Linked DNA regions of Homo sapiens: region 2 is linked to region 1. The links are chromatin loops, found by intact Hi-C in ENCODE. Cell type or tissue: ovary. All regions are shown on one strand.

Region 1 (8,000 bases):
AATGACATGGTTCTGGTAGAAGCATTAGGAACAAGGAAAAAAACTCTGGAAACATATCTATTCCCATGAGAGCACTTTCTGTCCTCAATGAAGGAAGGGTTCCTATTAAATCAGTTACCACCAGAGATTCCTGGCTAGTTTCTCTGGGGAATGGTGCCATACTGGGGACTCATCCTTGGCTTCTGCAGTTGGCAGCTGGGCACTCACTAGTGGTGGTAGCCAAATAAGCTTTGGTGAGAGGATATAGATGTTGTTAAGCTTGTGTGCAGCTTCCATCTCTTCCATCTTGACACTTTGTACCTGGTCCATTGAGCAACAACTGGAGGGGCTGGGGAAGGAGGCCAACTGACATCTGCACATCCAGTCATCTTGTCCACCTGATCACTGAGTGACTCATCTGCAGTGGATGACCTCTGTTGGGTATTTTTGTGGGACATGATTGCCTTCATACTCTATGCCCATTCCAAGAGGCCCATCTACGTATCTCTTCTCCAGGTCATCCATGTCATGAAGCCACAGAGGCCATAGGAGTGGGTGAAGGAGAGACACTAAACAATGGTGAATCATGCAGCCAATGGAAGGGGTTCAGTCAATGACTAAGTATGTCTATTTTAACTATATATGCAGGAACAAGGGAAATAACTAGATTCATTGGACCCACTGTCCAGTGATGGACTGAGGCCAAGAATCCATGTATCACATGACCTCCATAAGCCCTTGTTCCGACCAGAAGACCAGGTTGGCATTTTGTACCACCAATGATTAGTACACACTCAGAACCAGTGTATAATAGCTTCCAAAGGGTTTGGGTATTTTCTCTCCCAATGCACAGTCATTTTAGTAAGTGGCTGCAGGCCTTTCCAGGGGAGGCTTGGAGGAAAGTTTGTTTGTAATATATACTTACTGCCACATTGCAAGATCTTTCCTTAAAGGGACTGAGCCTTTCTCTCAATCAATGAGCAATAGGCCTGCGAACTGTCTTAGGTTTAATAATTGGGTATGAGGCAGTAAATTCCCACTGTGGTGACTTGAATCAGGTTTCTATTTTTCAATAATATAGATAAAGCCACATCTTGGTAGACTGTCTATCTGTTCATTTCTAAGAACCCTACCATCAATTAGTTGCTACTACTGATCTTCGAAGGTCAAAGCATTCTAATAGCCTTTCTGTCCCTGCAACCTATTACCAGTTCTCAGGTAGCATCTCCCACTATCACATTTGGCAATGCTTTTTGGGGTGCCCATCAGGTCCACATATCTCAGCACCACAGTAAATGGAGCATCCTCTGAACCTTCCAGGGTCATGGATGAGGGTGGCTGGGAAAATTGCACATTTAGGTCCATTCCAAGATTCCCATCTTCCTGAGATTTTGGATCTTTGACACCTTAGCCTCATTGACTCTAGACCACCACTGAATCCAGGCTTCAGTAAACTAGTCAAGCAAGTTGTTAAAGCCACTTGTGAGCACTCAATTAATTACTACAGCCTGAATCCATGTAAGTACACTCCTGCTGATAATTTCATGACTATCAAACTTACATTTCATCCTCTTTGGTCCAATGCACTTAAAATTCATTTTCACATATGCTTTCCAGCTTTTCCAGCTCTAATGCTATCTCTACTCATTCTGACCACTAACTATGAAAAGAAAGAAATCAAACTTGGAACTTTCAAAATAACACAGAGTAAATTTTTAAAAATACATCTAAACTCTTGATGGACGGGACACTTTGGGCTCACACTGATCACTGTGTGTAGAATATCCTCCCATTTCTCTCTGATTATCAAACCTTTCATGGTTACATTAAGGAACTCTCTTTTCCCCCTAAACCTGGAAATAAGAGCTCCCTAGAGCAGTTAATGCTTTAAAACGGCACATAATGGGGGCCGGGCGCAGTGGCTCACGCCTGTAATCCCAGCACTTTGGGAGACCAAGGCAGGCAGATCACAAGGTCAGGAGTTTGAGACCAGCCTAGCCAATATGGTGAAACCCCATCTCTACTAAAAATACAAAAATTAGCTGGGCATGGTGGCGGGCACCTGTAGTCGCAGCTACTCGGAAGGCTGAGGCAGGAGAATCACTTAAACCTGGGAGGCGGAGGTTGCAGAGAGCCGAGATTGCGTCACTGACTCCAGCCTTGGCGACAGAGCGAGACTGTGTCTCAAAAACTACAACAACAACAAAAACAAAACAAAACAAAACAAAAAGGCAGCACATAATGAATCAGAGCAGGAACATTAAAAAAGTCACTTTAAGGAAAAGTGGAGACCCAGGCTGGCAGGACTTGATTTTATTTACATCAGTGGTTCTTAATTCTGTTTGGATAACAAATCACACTGAGAGTCTGATAAAATCTATAAATTTTCCCCAGAGAAAATATGCATAGACACGAAATTTGCATTTAGTTTCCAAGTGCTCAAGAATCCTAGTTATACAGACTGGGCATGCCTGTAGTTCCAGCACTTTGGGAGGCCAAGGCAGGAGATAAGGCAGGAGGATCACTTGAGCCCAGGAGTTCAAGACCAGCCTGGGCAACATAGCAAGACCCTGTTGCTACAAAAAATAAAAATTTAGCCAGGCTTGATGGCAAGCCTGGAGTCCTAGCTACTCAGGAGGTTGAGGCAGGAGGATCATAAAAGTCCAGGAATTTGAGATGTAGTGAGCTAGGATCAAGCCACTGCACTCCAGCCTGGTATCAGAATGAGACCCTGTTCCTAAAAAAAGAAAGAATCTCTAGTTATCCAGTTCATAAACCCATAGTTAAGAACCCCATGCCTGTGTGGACTAGTTCAATGTATTAAAAGTATTTAAGAGTCACAAAGACACACACTATCAGTGTCCATCCAATATTATCCATGGTGATGAGGACTCTGCACCAAGAAATCCATAAAATGTTCTGTCCCGGGAATAAGATGGGAGTGTCACCTTCATTTGGCCTGAAACCATTAACCATTCAACTCATCAAATTCCCTTTGTTTTGAATTCATGCATGCCACATAAACTTCTGATTACAATCTGGCTCCTTGGGTAGCTGCCTGCAGGGCAAAAGTGCTCTGATAGGAGAATATGAGCACCCAGACCCCTCTGTAGAAAGAGTTCCAGTATGAATTATCAAACTGGCATTCTGGGTTTTTTTTAATACCACATTTTCTGTGAGATTGATTGATGACAGTCCACATGTTAAAGGTGATTCTAGGTTTCTGAAGTTGTGTGGCAGAGGAAAATGCTTAGACAGAAGATTTGATCTGTGTTTCTAAGCCTTCAAAGCAAAGAGAATATAATGTATTTGCCAAATTTCTAATTTAAACCACTCAAAAGTATTTTCTTAGGACAAAGAGTCTGCCAGAGTCACTGACATTATTAATTTTATTCTGGGTCTAAATGAGAAGAACCATGTACAGAATTTCAGACTCTTCTGCAAAACAAAGGCTTTAAGTTATTTATATACATTTAGGAGTTACCAATACCAGTTACAGTCATGCAGTTTCCCTTGACAACCAATTATTATGCAGTGCTGTGGGATTCAAGGTTTCCTACCATAAGAAATAATCTTAAAATTTTGAAAACCCAGTGTGCTTAAGGATACTTTTCAGATTACTTTACAAAGTTGGTTTTTTTAAGGATATAAAATGTTGAACAGGATGGCTGCAAATAAAAATCCTTTATGTGGACTATAGTCTTGTGATTATTTTCACCTTCATATTTCTCTAACGAGATCTTGGGAATGGTTTCATAGCTCTGAATTTCATCTCAGTCTTACACCTTAATCACACTTTTCTCTCTAGAATTTCTTTTTACTGGCAACTGACAGATAAGAAGGTTACAGTGTTTATCTTCAGCTAAGTTTTTTTTTGTTGTTGTTGTTGTTTTTTTGAGACAGAGTCTGGCTTTGTCACCGAGGCTGGAATGCAGAGGCGTGATCTCAGCTCACTGCAACCTCCACTTCCTGGGTTCAAGCGATTCTGGTGCCTCAGCCTCCCGAGTAGCTGGGATTACAGGCACGCCTGGCTAATTTTTGTATTTTTAGTAGAGACGGGGTTTCACCATGATGGCCAGGCTGGTCTTAAACTCCTGACCTCAAGGGATCCCCCTGTCTCAGCCTCCAAAAGTGCTGAGATTACAGATGTGAGCCACCGTGCCTGGCCCAGCTGAGATTTTATTAGCCAGAACTCAATGGGCAATGCAAGGCTTGTAGAAACCTAGGAATTAATAAATCAAATATGAAAATAATAAATTGAAAGAAAAATATATCACTCATATGTCATCCGGCACATGAACTGTCTCCTCAATCAAGTCTGACCTCTCAGTGTGGTCTCTAAGGCCTTCCACAAATTGCCCCTTATCATGTATCCAGCTTCCCCTCAATCCCAGCTCATCTCTGTTTCAGCCGGGCAAACCATGTCTTTGTGTGGGTTCCCTCAGAAGCCGAGCACGAGTTGGAAGCGCAGGCAGTTTTGAAGCGAGGTGCAGGAGCCCCCTGCAGGAGAGATAGAGAAATGATTGAGGGAAGCCAGTGAAAGGAGCAACAAGCTGACTGCCACAGAGTGCAACTAGAGCTTAACGCCACGGAAAATTCTGATTAAAAGTATAAAACACACCCCCTCAGAATCATCTCACTAGGGATACAAGGGAACTGGGGTACTTTATACCAACTCTCGTCAGTTGAGGGCTGCTTGCTGGCGGGAGTGTTTGTTCCCCAGCACTTCCAGCCTAGAGAGTCTGGGTGGGTAAGACAGCTTTCCATGGTTCTGGAAACAGTCCTCAGGTACAGAGATGCAACAAATACAGAGATGGCAGTGTCTGAGGGGAAAACAGGCAGACATTGAGAGTCTCTATGACATCTGGCCCCTTCCCTAAATAAGTCTGTGCATTTCCAGTTTTTCTCTTCGGAAAACTATACTTTTCTTCCTTCAGAGTTGTCTCAAAATCCTTCTCTCTCAAGCAGGCTTCTCTGAGTAACCCTAACCCATTCTGAGAGCAGGTGCGAAGTGTATGTGCCTTGAATGAATGAGGAATGCTCCTTCTATGTGGACAAGTTAGACACAAGTGCCCTCCTTTGAGCAGACGCGGCCCCTGGGGACCACAGCCTAACAAGCGGACAACATCTTTGTGAGAAGAAAATAGCACTCCTTCTGAAGCAGCTCCTGCTGGTGCACACAGCATGAGGAGTGACGGAGGGACTGGGCTTCAGTCCACTTGCACCTCCTCAGCCAGGCATCTTTACGCAGTGCAAGAACTAGACAACAGTACCAAGGAAGCCCTGCTTACTCTGATCATTCATTTTCTCCACAGCTGTCCAGAACTTACACACACTTAAACGTAGTGGAGCATTCCAGCAGAGCTCCATCAGATCAGATACTGAATGTGTAAATCTGGCAGCAGCTGCCTAAACATCTATTTGTGTTCGTTAATGTGTGTTGTGACTAAAGGAGAGGGGAAATTAGGTGGTCCAGAACCAACTGGGCGAAGACACAGGAAAACAGGAAATTGAAAATGATATCTTGCCTATGTTCCAGCTGTCCCTAGATACTTTTTCCTGGGGGACTATGAAATATTCTCCACCTAATTCCCAAGATCATGGAACAGGATCTCTGTCTAAACCTGACATGCCCAATAGCCATTGTATTTCATCTTCAAAATGATATAGGAGAAAGAGGTGACAAATGGGAAGGAAGTATGCTACCCACAGTTCAGATCCTGTGGGGAAATCTACAAGGAGTAGCAGTCCTGAATGGGTTCTCTCATGTGCTGTTTTCCAAGTTAATTTCAGTTCACCACGTGCAATGCTGAAGTTCAGTAGTCTTTTTTTCTTTGAATATTTAAAATTACATTTATGACATTATAAAAATTAATTAGAATTTCACTTAAAATTGCTTCATGCTATCACTGAAACTATTTTAGTGTCGGTGTGGTCTTTCTTTGGATTATCCTCATTCATTAATATGCATGTGTAGTTTTTACATAGTCATTATTTTAATAATCACATAATTTCTCAGCACCTATTATTCAAAACTGCTTCTTGCTTTTCACTCTCAAAAGTAATTTTCTATAAACATATTATGTATGTGTATTTATAACAAATTGGGAAGTTAGTCGTCACTGGCCATCTTCTACGTTTCACACCTGGAAAGTCAAAACTTCCTGGTGTCTAGCTTTTGCAGTCCTTCCCCATAGCCAAGTTTATGCCACTGGCCTTTGTGGCTCTACCCCAGGCTGGGGGGTGATTCCTGACCTGGAGTGTGAGGTAGTCAGCACGTCTAGCTCAATACTCAATGGCACTGTAGTCACTGCTCTGGTACCTTTGATACCTGGCTAGACACCAGGCTGGGCTAAGGGAACTACAAAGATGGGCCAGACAGGTTCCTGTTCTCAAGTATTTCCTCACCTTGAACTTTCTGGGTGCTCTTTTTCATACCCATACCCGTCATGCTAACTCAATAAAACAGAATCATTCGAAGTAGAACAGAATGTTCTATCAGAGCCTAAATGGACAAGGGAAATACAGAACCATGGCCTTCCACTATGAATTACCCCTCACAAGGGGCATCGGTTTGAAGGACTTGATTTCACAGTTTTCATTTCCAACAAAAATCTGACTAAAGGAAAAAGGAGGTGATTAACACAGTCAGGGGAACTTGAATGGGATGGGAGAGAGAGGTGGGAAAATAGAATATTCCTGCTCATCAACTGTCCTGAGGAACCGGGTTTCACCATTTTGACAAGGGACCATGTGGGACCAGGCAGCCAGCAGAGCTGCCCCAGGGGCCAGGGGACAATGATATGATATGGTTAAATTTTAGAATTTCCTAAGGGATGTTACTTCCCTGCTTGGAATATTTGGTTATCCACTCCCACACCCCCTCCTAATTGCCACCACTTCCCCAGTCCTCAGCCCTTCCTTCACCTTCCCCTAAATTCTCATTTTCAGGAAGGACTCAGGTTAATTTAGATTCCAGTCTCTTATTCTTATTTATTCACCCCACAAATTCTCCGATTTCCTGATTGGGAGCTCTGACCTTTTTTTTTTTTTTTTTTCGAGACGGCGTTTCGCTTTGTCGCCAGGCTGGAGTGCAGTGGCGTGATCTCGGCTCACTGCAACCTCCGCCTCCTGGGTTCACGCCATTCTCCTGCCTCAGCCTCCCAAGTAGCTGGGACTACAGGCACCTGCCACCATGCCCGGCTAATTTTTTTTGTATTTTTAGTAGAGACGGGGTTTCACCGTGTTAGCCAGGATGGTCTCAATCTCTTGACCTCGTGATCTGCCTGCCTCAGCCTCCCAAAGTGCTGGGATTACAGGCATGAGACACCGTGCCCGGCCTTTTTTTTTTTTTAAGACGAGGTCTCACTCTGTCACCCAGACTGGAGTACAATGGAGTGATCTCAGCTCACTGCAACCCCTGCCTCCCAGGCTCAAGTGATTCTGCTGCCTCACCCTCCTGAGTAGCCGGGATTACAGGCGCATGCCACTACCGCCCAGCTAATTTTTCTATTTTTAGTAGAGACGAGGTTTCACTGTATTGGCCAGGCTGATCTCGAACTGCTGACCTTGTGATCCACCCACCTCGGCCTCCCAAAGTGCTGGATTTCAGGCGTGAGCCATCAGGCCCGGCTACTCACTTGTTTTATTGGAGTTTATCTTCAAGTAACTTCCTCCTAGTGGCTATGCTGGAGGTAAAAATTCTGATTCCTTGTTTGTCTAAAAATATCTTTAGTCTGCCTTCACACTTGACAGAAAATTTGGCAGAACATAAAATTAAAATAGAAAACCTTTCCCCTCAGATCTTAAAGTCATTATTCCATTGTCTCTAGCACCTAGGACTACAGACTAGCAGTTCCAAGTGAGTCTAATTCCCAAGTTTAATTTGAAAGTCACCTTTTTCTTTTCCATCTTTGAAATTTTTTAGAATCTCCTCTTTTTTCATGGAGTTCTGAAATTTCACAATGATTTATCAAGATGAGAGTCTCTTTTACTCATGTGCTTGGAACTTGACGGAACCT
Region 2 (8,000 bases), 190 kb before region 1:
TATCTCCTATTGTTCAGCTGCTTGCTCCCTGGGAAAGGCCAGGTCCCCAGTGATGTGACCCACTTCTTGAAGTCCCTGAAGTCACCCTTCTCACTGCCCCCCCACCCCGAAAAACAGGAGGCAACTGGGGCTTGGTGCAGCAGAACAGATTTGAGTCAAATATCTGGGAGGACTTCCCAACAGTGTGGTTGCTGAGATGTGTGGACCCTGGATTTCTGGGCTTTCATTCTTTGGATGGTTGCCTTGGGCGCAGAGGAGGCTTTGAAGATAGAGCAGAGAAGGTGGCAGACAGGCTTATGCTCAAATTTCAGCATACTGAAAGATGTACTGTTACTCTGTAGCTGTGTGGTCCTGGGCAAGTTACTTAACTTCTCTGAACCTTGTGTGAATAGTGGGGTGGAGATAATTATCCTTTCTTGGCAGGATGATTCTGAAGAATCTGGAAGTGCAGAGCTTAGCCCCTGGCATGCGGCAGGTGCTCACAAAGGTTAGCTACTGTCATTATGAACCACCCACGATCAGCCACACTTTCAGAAAGATTTAGCGGGGCCTGGAGAGGGAGAGACCAGAGCTAGGAGCTCAGGGCTGTCATCGTGTGGGAGGGACCAGGAGGCCTGAAACAGAGCTGTGGTTGTGGCTACGGTGAGAAGCACAAAGCTCTGTGGGAGGGACCGAGGTTTCTCAGAGAAGTGTGGCCACCTCATTAAGTTGTTCTGACTGGTCTGAGACCAATCCCCAGATAATACAATGGAAGAAAGGGCTTGGTGAAGAAGGGGTTAAGTCTGTGGCCACACCCATGCAGTCTGTGAGCCATTCTGGGAGCTGTAGTCTGTTGTGAATTTGCAGTAAGCATAGTTTGTACTGCCTCTTTTGATCCAAATCCACACCCTGCTGCCAAGGCTGGCCGAGGGCCGGCCCTGGTGGGTGCTGGGCTGTGTGGAGCCCAAAGGTGAAGCAGCATCGACCTCTTCCCTCAGGGACCCCCTGGCTTGCTATGTGTTGGGGGGTGCAGGTAGGAGCAGGGATAGAAGTATTAAGCCATAATTACGACTTCTCACATGTTCACACAGAAGTTTACAGCTTCCTGAGCACTGTTTCCACACCTGTGATCTCATTTAATCCTCACCACAAACCCAAGAGACTGCTGTTTTCTGGATGAAGAAACAGAGGATCCAGGAGGGGAAATCGCTTGCCCACAGGTATTCAGCCAGTGGAGCCAGACCTGGGGCACAAATCTGTCTGCTTCCAGAGCTCCTGCTCTTTCCATACATTACTGTTCCAGATGGCAGACAGGCAAGATGTGGACAACTAAAGTTGGATGTGAGACATCTCGGCAGAGGAACAGCTGAGCAGAGAGCTGCTGATTCCAGGCTGAGAGTTTGGACTTTGTGTTGTGGCCCACCAGGATCCACCCAAGGGTTTTCTGATTAGAGCTGAGCTTTGAGAGAATTGGTCTTGCAGCTTAGGCTGAATGGATTGAACTGGAGAAACCAAAGTCAGACTGAGGCTTCTAAATCCCATCCTTGGTGCACCCAGCACTTTGCTGCTGTCCCTCCTCCATGCTTCTTCTCAGTTTCTTCCTTCTCCTCTCCTTCATCTTCTTCCCTCACCCTTTTTTTTTTTTTTTAATAGAGACAGTGTCTTGCTGGCTGGAGTACAGTGGTGCCATAATAGCTCACTGCAGCCTCAAATTCCTGGGCTGAAGCTATCCTCCTGCCTGGGCCTCCCAAAGTGCTGGGATTACAGGTGTGAGCCACTGCACCCAGCTCATCTTCCTCTTTCTCTCCTACTCCTCTCTGCCTCAGGCTGAGGAGTGATGACTTTTATACCATAGAGCTGTGCTGTAATATCACATGTCTCCAGAAGGGGGTGCTGTCACATACAGTCCATTCCAGCCTGAATCTTCGTTGTGTTTGAAGGGCCAGTAGAAGTGTTGGACAAGTGGCAGAGATGAAGGATGGAGAGAAGGATAGCCCATTGTTCTCCACCTCCATTGAGCCCAGGACATGAGGGCCCTGCTGAAATGGCACTGGGAGGAATGAAGGCTGAGGAGAGGTTGGACCCCAACCAGAAGGGACAGACATACTGAGTTAAGCCAGAGGAAATTTTCTCCTCATGGTTCTGGGACAGGCTAAGATTTGGAAATGCATCTAGAATGACATTGCAGTTGGGGTCTGGGTTTCTTTTGGGTCATGACTTGCTTGATACTGAGGTGCTGGGGATATTGCTTGTGTCTCAGTGTGTGTATGTGTACCTGAATGTGAGCTTCCAGTTGTGCATATGTGTATGCTGATCTGAGAGGGTGAGAATGTGTGGGTCAGTGTTCGTATAAAAGTGTGAACATACTCACATGTGTGAGCATGTGAGTGTCCTTTTTTTTAGTTTAGTTTTGAGACAGGGTCTCACACTCTCACCCAGACTGGAGTGCAGTGGCGTGATCTCGGCTCACCGCAACCTCCGCATCCCAGGCTCAAGCTATTCTCCTGCCTCAGCCTCCTGAGTAGCTGGGACTACAGGCATGCACCACCACACCTGCATAATTTTTGTATTTTTAGTAGAGATGGGGTTTCACCATGTTGGCCAGGCTGGTCTTGAACTCCTGACCTCAAATGATCCACCCACCTTGGCCTCCCAAAGTACTGGGATTACAGGCATGAGCCACTGCACCCGGCTGTGACTGTCCATCTTTATGTCTGATTTTGGTAAACAGTTATATGCATGTGACTGTGGCTTGTGTGTGTGTACATGTATGTAGAGTGCCATATACATATGTTCTAGTGAAACCGTATGTGTGTTCCCTGTGTATACAGATGCCTGTGTCTCAATGTGAGCACAGGGATGAGGGGATATGTGTGTGTGAAGGCCCAGACACCTGCTGTGCTAACCTTTAAGGCCGCGCCTAATGTCTGGCTATTCAATACTTTTTCTCCTGGGTCGCGCTTTCCTGTAGGTAGAGACCCTTGAAGGGCTGGGCTTCCTTCAGGGGACTCTGGGCCAGAGTCAGGCTTTGTGTTCAGTCTCAGGTTGGGCCAGCCAGGGTCCTAGTCTATCGGATTGGGCAGCTAGACATGGCTGGGAAGTGTCTAGGTTCCATTCTCCCCAGGAACTCTTAATGGTCACACTTAAAGAGTTTCAGGGACTCCCAGCACGGTCCTCTTGTACTGATGCAACTACTGAAGTTCAGAGAGGTGCAGTGATTAACCCAAGGTCACCCAGCAGGACCCAGGATGAGATGATAGGGCTTGCAGCAGAGAGGGGAGTGTCTGACCTGGAAGGCTGCCCTCCCTCCAGCCCCTAGAGCAGGTGGGGAGCTCAGAGGAGAGCCAAGTCTGTGGTGTGAAGCCACCTCCTGCACCTGGCTATTTCCATGCCTCCTGGGCCTCAGAGGCTGCCTTTGAAGTTTTTACCAGAGCTTCTGCATGCTGTGAGATTCCTCCTGGGGACGTGTGAAGTCGACTGTTCCATGGAGCATGGAGACTCGATGGAGAGGAGCCCAGTGGTGAAGTGAGGCCAGAGGAGGGGCTTCCTCTGGAAGCCTCAATTTCTTCTTTGCAGTAGTTGCTTTTTTTTTCGTGTTTTTTTTTTGTTGTTGTTTTTTAGGTTTTCACCGTTCTAACATTCAAGGCTTTCTCTGTTATCTCTCTTTGAGCTCTTAGTACTGAGACAGTGCTGGGGTTTGGGGCAGTCCTGGAGGCCTATCTGGGCTCAAAGTGAGGGTGGCAGGGCAGTCCCTTAGGGAAAGGGCTGCGTGGGAGACAGGGATGAGCTTCCTGCCCATAGTGGGGAGGCATGAGCAGGGGCTGGACAGCCTGGTTAGCAAGGCTGTATACAAGGTACCTACCCTAGTGAGGAAGTTGGTTGCAGATTATCTTGAGTCCCTTCAAGCTGTAGCTGCCATGGGGGGCCAGAGAAGAACGTGCCTCAGCTCTCTTGGGCCTGGGGAGGATTGAGTCCACAGAGTGCTCCTGGTGTCCTGGGCAGTGGAAGGTGCAAGGTTAGACTGTGCACCTGGAAGCAGAGAGATCCCATTCCCTGGAGAACTGAAGGGAAATTTGTCTTCCTGGAGGTTTGGGGCTGGAGGCAGGGGCTGGATGGGAGGACACTCTGGGGTGGAGTGGGGGTGGGATGGGGAGGACTGGGCAAGTCCGAGGCGGCTCTGCTGTTCAGCACCCGCAGGAAGGAGCAGGGAGGCATATCCTGAATCATGCAGGGCTCTAGGGTGGGAGGCCCATGGTTGTGGGGCTCAAACATGGGCTCTGGTTGGGGCAGAGGAGAGGCTTCCTGGGGTTGGGGTCTGGGCAGGAATTGGGGTAGAAAAGGAGAGAAGCAGCAATTGGGTACCACCTCCTTCCCAGGTCAGGTAATTCGGAGTTGTCTTAAAACTCTCAGTGGGCCAGGCATAGTGGCTCGCGCCTGTAACCCAAGCACTTTGGGAGGCTGAGGTGGGTGGATCACCTGAGGTTGGGAGTTCAAGACCAGCCTGGCCAACCTGGAGAAACTCTGTCTTTACTAAAAATACAGAATTAGCTGGGCGTGGTGGTGGATGCCTGTAATCCCAGCTACTCGGGGGGCTGAGGCAGGAGAATTGCTTGAACCCAGGAGGCGGAGGTTGCAGTGAGCCTAGATTGTGCCATTGCATTCCAGCCTAGGCAACAAGAGCAAAACTCTGCCTCAAACAAAGAAACAAACAAAACCTCTCAGTGAGGGGGGATCTGGGGTCCAGATGGAGAGAACTAATGTTTACAGAGTGACCTTTAAGTTTTAAAAATGATTATTTAAGGAGGCGATTAAACAAATCGCCTCCTTAAATAATCCTTCCAGGGAGGCCGGGCACGGTGGCTCACACCTGTAATCCCAGTACTTTGGGAGGCTGAGGTGGGCGGATCACGAGGTCAGGAGATCGAGACCATCCTGGCTAACACGGTGAAACCCCGTCTCTACTAAAAATACAAAAAATTAACCGGGCGTGGTGGGGGGCGCCTGTAGTCCCAGCTACTCGGGAGGCTGAGGCAGGATAATGGCATGAACTCAGGAGGCGGAGCTTGCAGTGAGCCGAGATTGTGCCACTGCACTCCAGCCTGAGGGACAGAGCAAGACTCCGTCTCAAAAAAAAAAAAAAAAAAAAAAAAAAATCCTTCAAGGGGCTAGCCCTATTTTGTAGAGGGGAAACAGATGACAAACTTAAATGGTTTAACTGAAGACAGTTAGTGAAGCAAGTATTATGGAGATGGGGAAGGCTTAAGGGAACCAGCAGGACATGTCAAGTTACTCAGGACTGGCATCCAAGGGGCCAGGGGCGTTGGCAGAGGGGGGCCGAGGAGAGTGCCCCAGCTCCATGAGCCAGAGCCCTGGAGATGGGGCTGCCCTGCAGGAGCTGTGGCTGCAGCCACTGCTTGTCAAAGGAGGCAGGTGGGTGAGGGGGTGAATACCCACCATGAGCCTGCATGCTTCTCACCCTTTGCTCTCCTGCCAGTACCCTGACCCTCACTGGCAGAATTTCTCTGGATGCCAGGGGGCAAGGGAGCCCTGGATGAAGCTGCCACTTAGAAGTCGGCCTCTGGGGCACACAACCCAGCAGCAAAAGTTAGAGATTGGATGTGGAGGGACAAAGAGATGATGGGAAACCGAAGAACAGAGAGGGCATGGACTTGCCCAAGGTCACACAGCCTGTTGATATCAGAATTGGAGTCAGAAGCCAGGCTCTGCCTCTGAACACTCACTTTTTTGTTTGTTTGGTTTTCTTTTTTTTCTTTCTTTTTTTTTTTTTTTTGAGACAGTCTTGCTCTGTCGCCCAGGCTGGAGTGCAGTGGTGCGATCTTGTCTCACTGCAACCTCCACCTCCTGGGTTCAAGTGATTGTCCTGCCTCAGCCTCCCAAGTAGCTGGGATCACAGGCACCTGCCAGCATGCCTGGCTAATTTTTGTACTTTTGGTAGAGACGGGGTTTCACCATATTGGCCAGGCTGGTCTCGAACTCCTGCCCTCAGGTGATCTGCCCGCCTTGACCTCCCAAAGTGCTGGGATTACAGGCGTGAACCACTGCACCTGGCCTGAACACTCACTTTGTCACATTCACTGAGGTCTCCTGAGTGGACTCATATGCGCATTATCTACTCTCTGGCTGAGAGCTGCTTCCTGCCGTGATCACCGCGCTCTGTATCTGGGCAGCACAGGGGCTGCTGAAGAATGTCATTCTCAGAACGCAGTGTGCCCTGGAGCCCCCCAAGCCACCTGTTCATTCATCCCAACTGGCCTTGAGGGTGCCCTGGTGTGCCCTGCCTGTGCTTGTCACCCTGGCCATGGAGATGGACCCAAAAGCCCTTGCTCTCCGCTTCATTAGAGACAGGCACACCCAGACGCAGGCAATCAATTTTGTCGGGTGAGTGCTGGGACCGCTGATGAGGACCCTTCCTGAGGAGGCGATGCTGGGTCTTAGCCTTAAAGAACAACTGAGAGTTTTCCAGGTGGAGGAGAAAAGGAAGGGTATTCCAGGCAAAAATCCCCGTAAGAGCAAAGGTGTGAGCAGCAAGAAATCAAGGGTGGCAGGTTCATGGCTCCTGGGCTGGAGGAAGGGCCTGGCGGTGGAGAGGAAGGGAGTGAAGGCCCAGCTCACAAAGGGAAGCAGAGGAAAGTTTAAGCAGGGTCAGGCCATGGTTAGCTTTGGGGTTAGGAAGCTCCAAATGATGGGTGAAGTAGGGGGGCTAGACCCAGGTGAGAGGCAGTATTGCGGTTGGCCAAGGACATGTGAGTTGCATAAATGGGCCAGAGGAGGGGTGACAGCCGCTACTTCCCGGCTCACCTGCCTGAGCTAAGGCCCTAGTTCCTCAGTGTCTGCCCACCAATGCAGGTGTGTGGCAGCTCTAGACCCTCCTCTAGGGACATCCCTCCCTGCCTCATGCTGCCTGTGGCTTTCACTCTCTGGAGCACTCATCCATGGCACCCATAAGCCACCCCCTCAGACAATGGCCCCTAAAGCAAAACTGTGTCACCGTTGCATATCTCTTGATAACACTCTGACCCCTCCACTGCCAAATCTGATAAAAGAACTCCCTTTGAAGACCTTCCTCCTGGAGTCGGATCTCAGTCCTTCTTGCTGTCCAGAGCCTGGGCCTTGGGCCTCCCTGGGAGGCGAGTCAGTGAGGGCAGCCCCCTTATGGTGCTGGGAGTTGAGGGACCTTGGCCCAGCCAACTCATCCCTGTTGTGTCAGCCTCTCTGGGCCTGGGCAGCCAACTCATTTTCAGTGCTAATTAGCATCTCCCCTGCAGCTTTCTGCCCCACTCTAAGTGCTTGACAATCATTAGGTGTTACTGTGTGCAACTGGATCCCAGCTCCGGCACCTCCCTGCCCCAGCTTCTCCTCCAGACCCCAGCTGCCTGAGATAAGGGACCTGGCCACAAACATACAACACACCGAAACCCGGACACAATCTAGGCATAGGGACTTGAACACCAACATAAATATACAAAGAGGAAAAACCCAATAACACAGAAGAACTCCCCATACCAGGAAGCAGACCATAGCACAGACAGAGACCCACAGTACACACACAACACAGACACCAACAGATGCTGAAAAGCAGACACAGGATCATTCCAAAAAGTGACCCAGAAACGAAAACAGAACAAATGGGAACATCAATGCACATGACACAGGTATACACATCTAGATATGCAACACAGGTACGATTCAGCACATGTGTGGCGCATCGCAGGGAAGCACTTGCACTTGAAGTATACACAGATGCCAAGATAGTCAGAGGGAGCCGCCTGTGGTTCCCCACCTGTGCAGCGTCTCTCGCCTCTGGGCTGCCGCACATGCTGTTGCCCGGAATTCCCTTCCCCAAGGCCCTCCTCTTTTTACCTGGCTAATTCCTGTCATTCTTCAGATCTTCTAGGAAGACTTCTGCCTCCTTGATAGGGGCCTTTCCATACTCCCCAGCCTTGGAGTGCTTCCTGCCACATGGCATCACTGACTGTTTTCCAATGAGTTTCTGTCAAGTT

What was found. Hi-C counts contacts between places; a loop is a spot of excess contacts. Peaks named below come from ENCODE experiments on the same cell type or tissue, not always from the same donor. Only the 100,000 strongest peaks of a DNase experiment are listed, where the experiment ranks them.
Region 2: it touches region 1 in a loop (2.8-fold over the local background); 11 of 110 quality-filtered maps call a loop at or near these places.

What each region holds. Positions count from the first base shown.
Region 1 is chr11:72,467,954-72,475,953 of GRCh38, reverse strand. No RefSeq gene overlaps it. Among named protein-coding and RNA genes, the nearest start is that of CLPB, 37 kb to the right of the region's middle. In ovary, a CTCF peak has its summit at 4,499 (motif pointing left); a DNase peak (open chromatin) is centred at 4,443.
Region 2 is chr11:72,661,497-72,669,496 of GRCh38, reverse strand. All of the region lies in intron 1 of PDE2A (phosphodiesterase 2A), which reads left to right. It overlaps PDE2A-AS1 (PDE2A antisense RNA 1), which reads right to left. Exons shown (of 3, transcript XR_001748293.2): 2 at 3,842-3,973. Among named protein-coding and RNA genes, the nearest start is that of PDE2A-AS1, 4.7 kb to the right of the region's middle. RefSeq lists enhancers at 817-876, 931-1,435, 4,848-5,510, 6,840-7,504. In ovary, no CTCF peak of the experiment used is centred here; no DNase peak of the experiment used is centred here.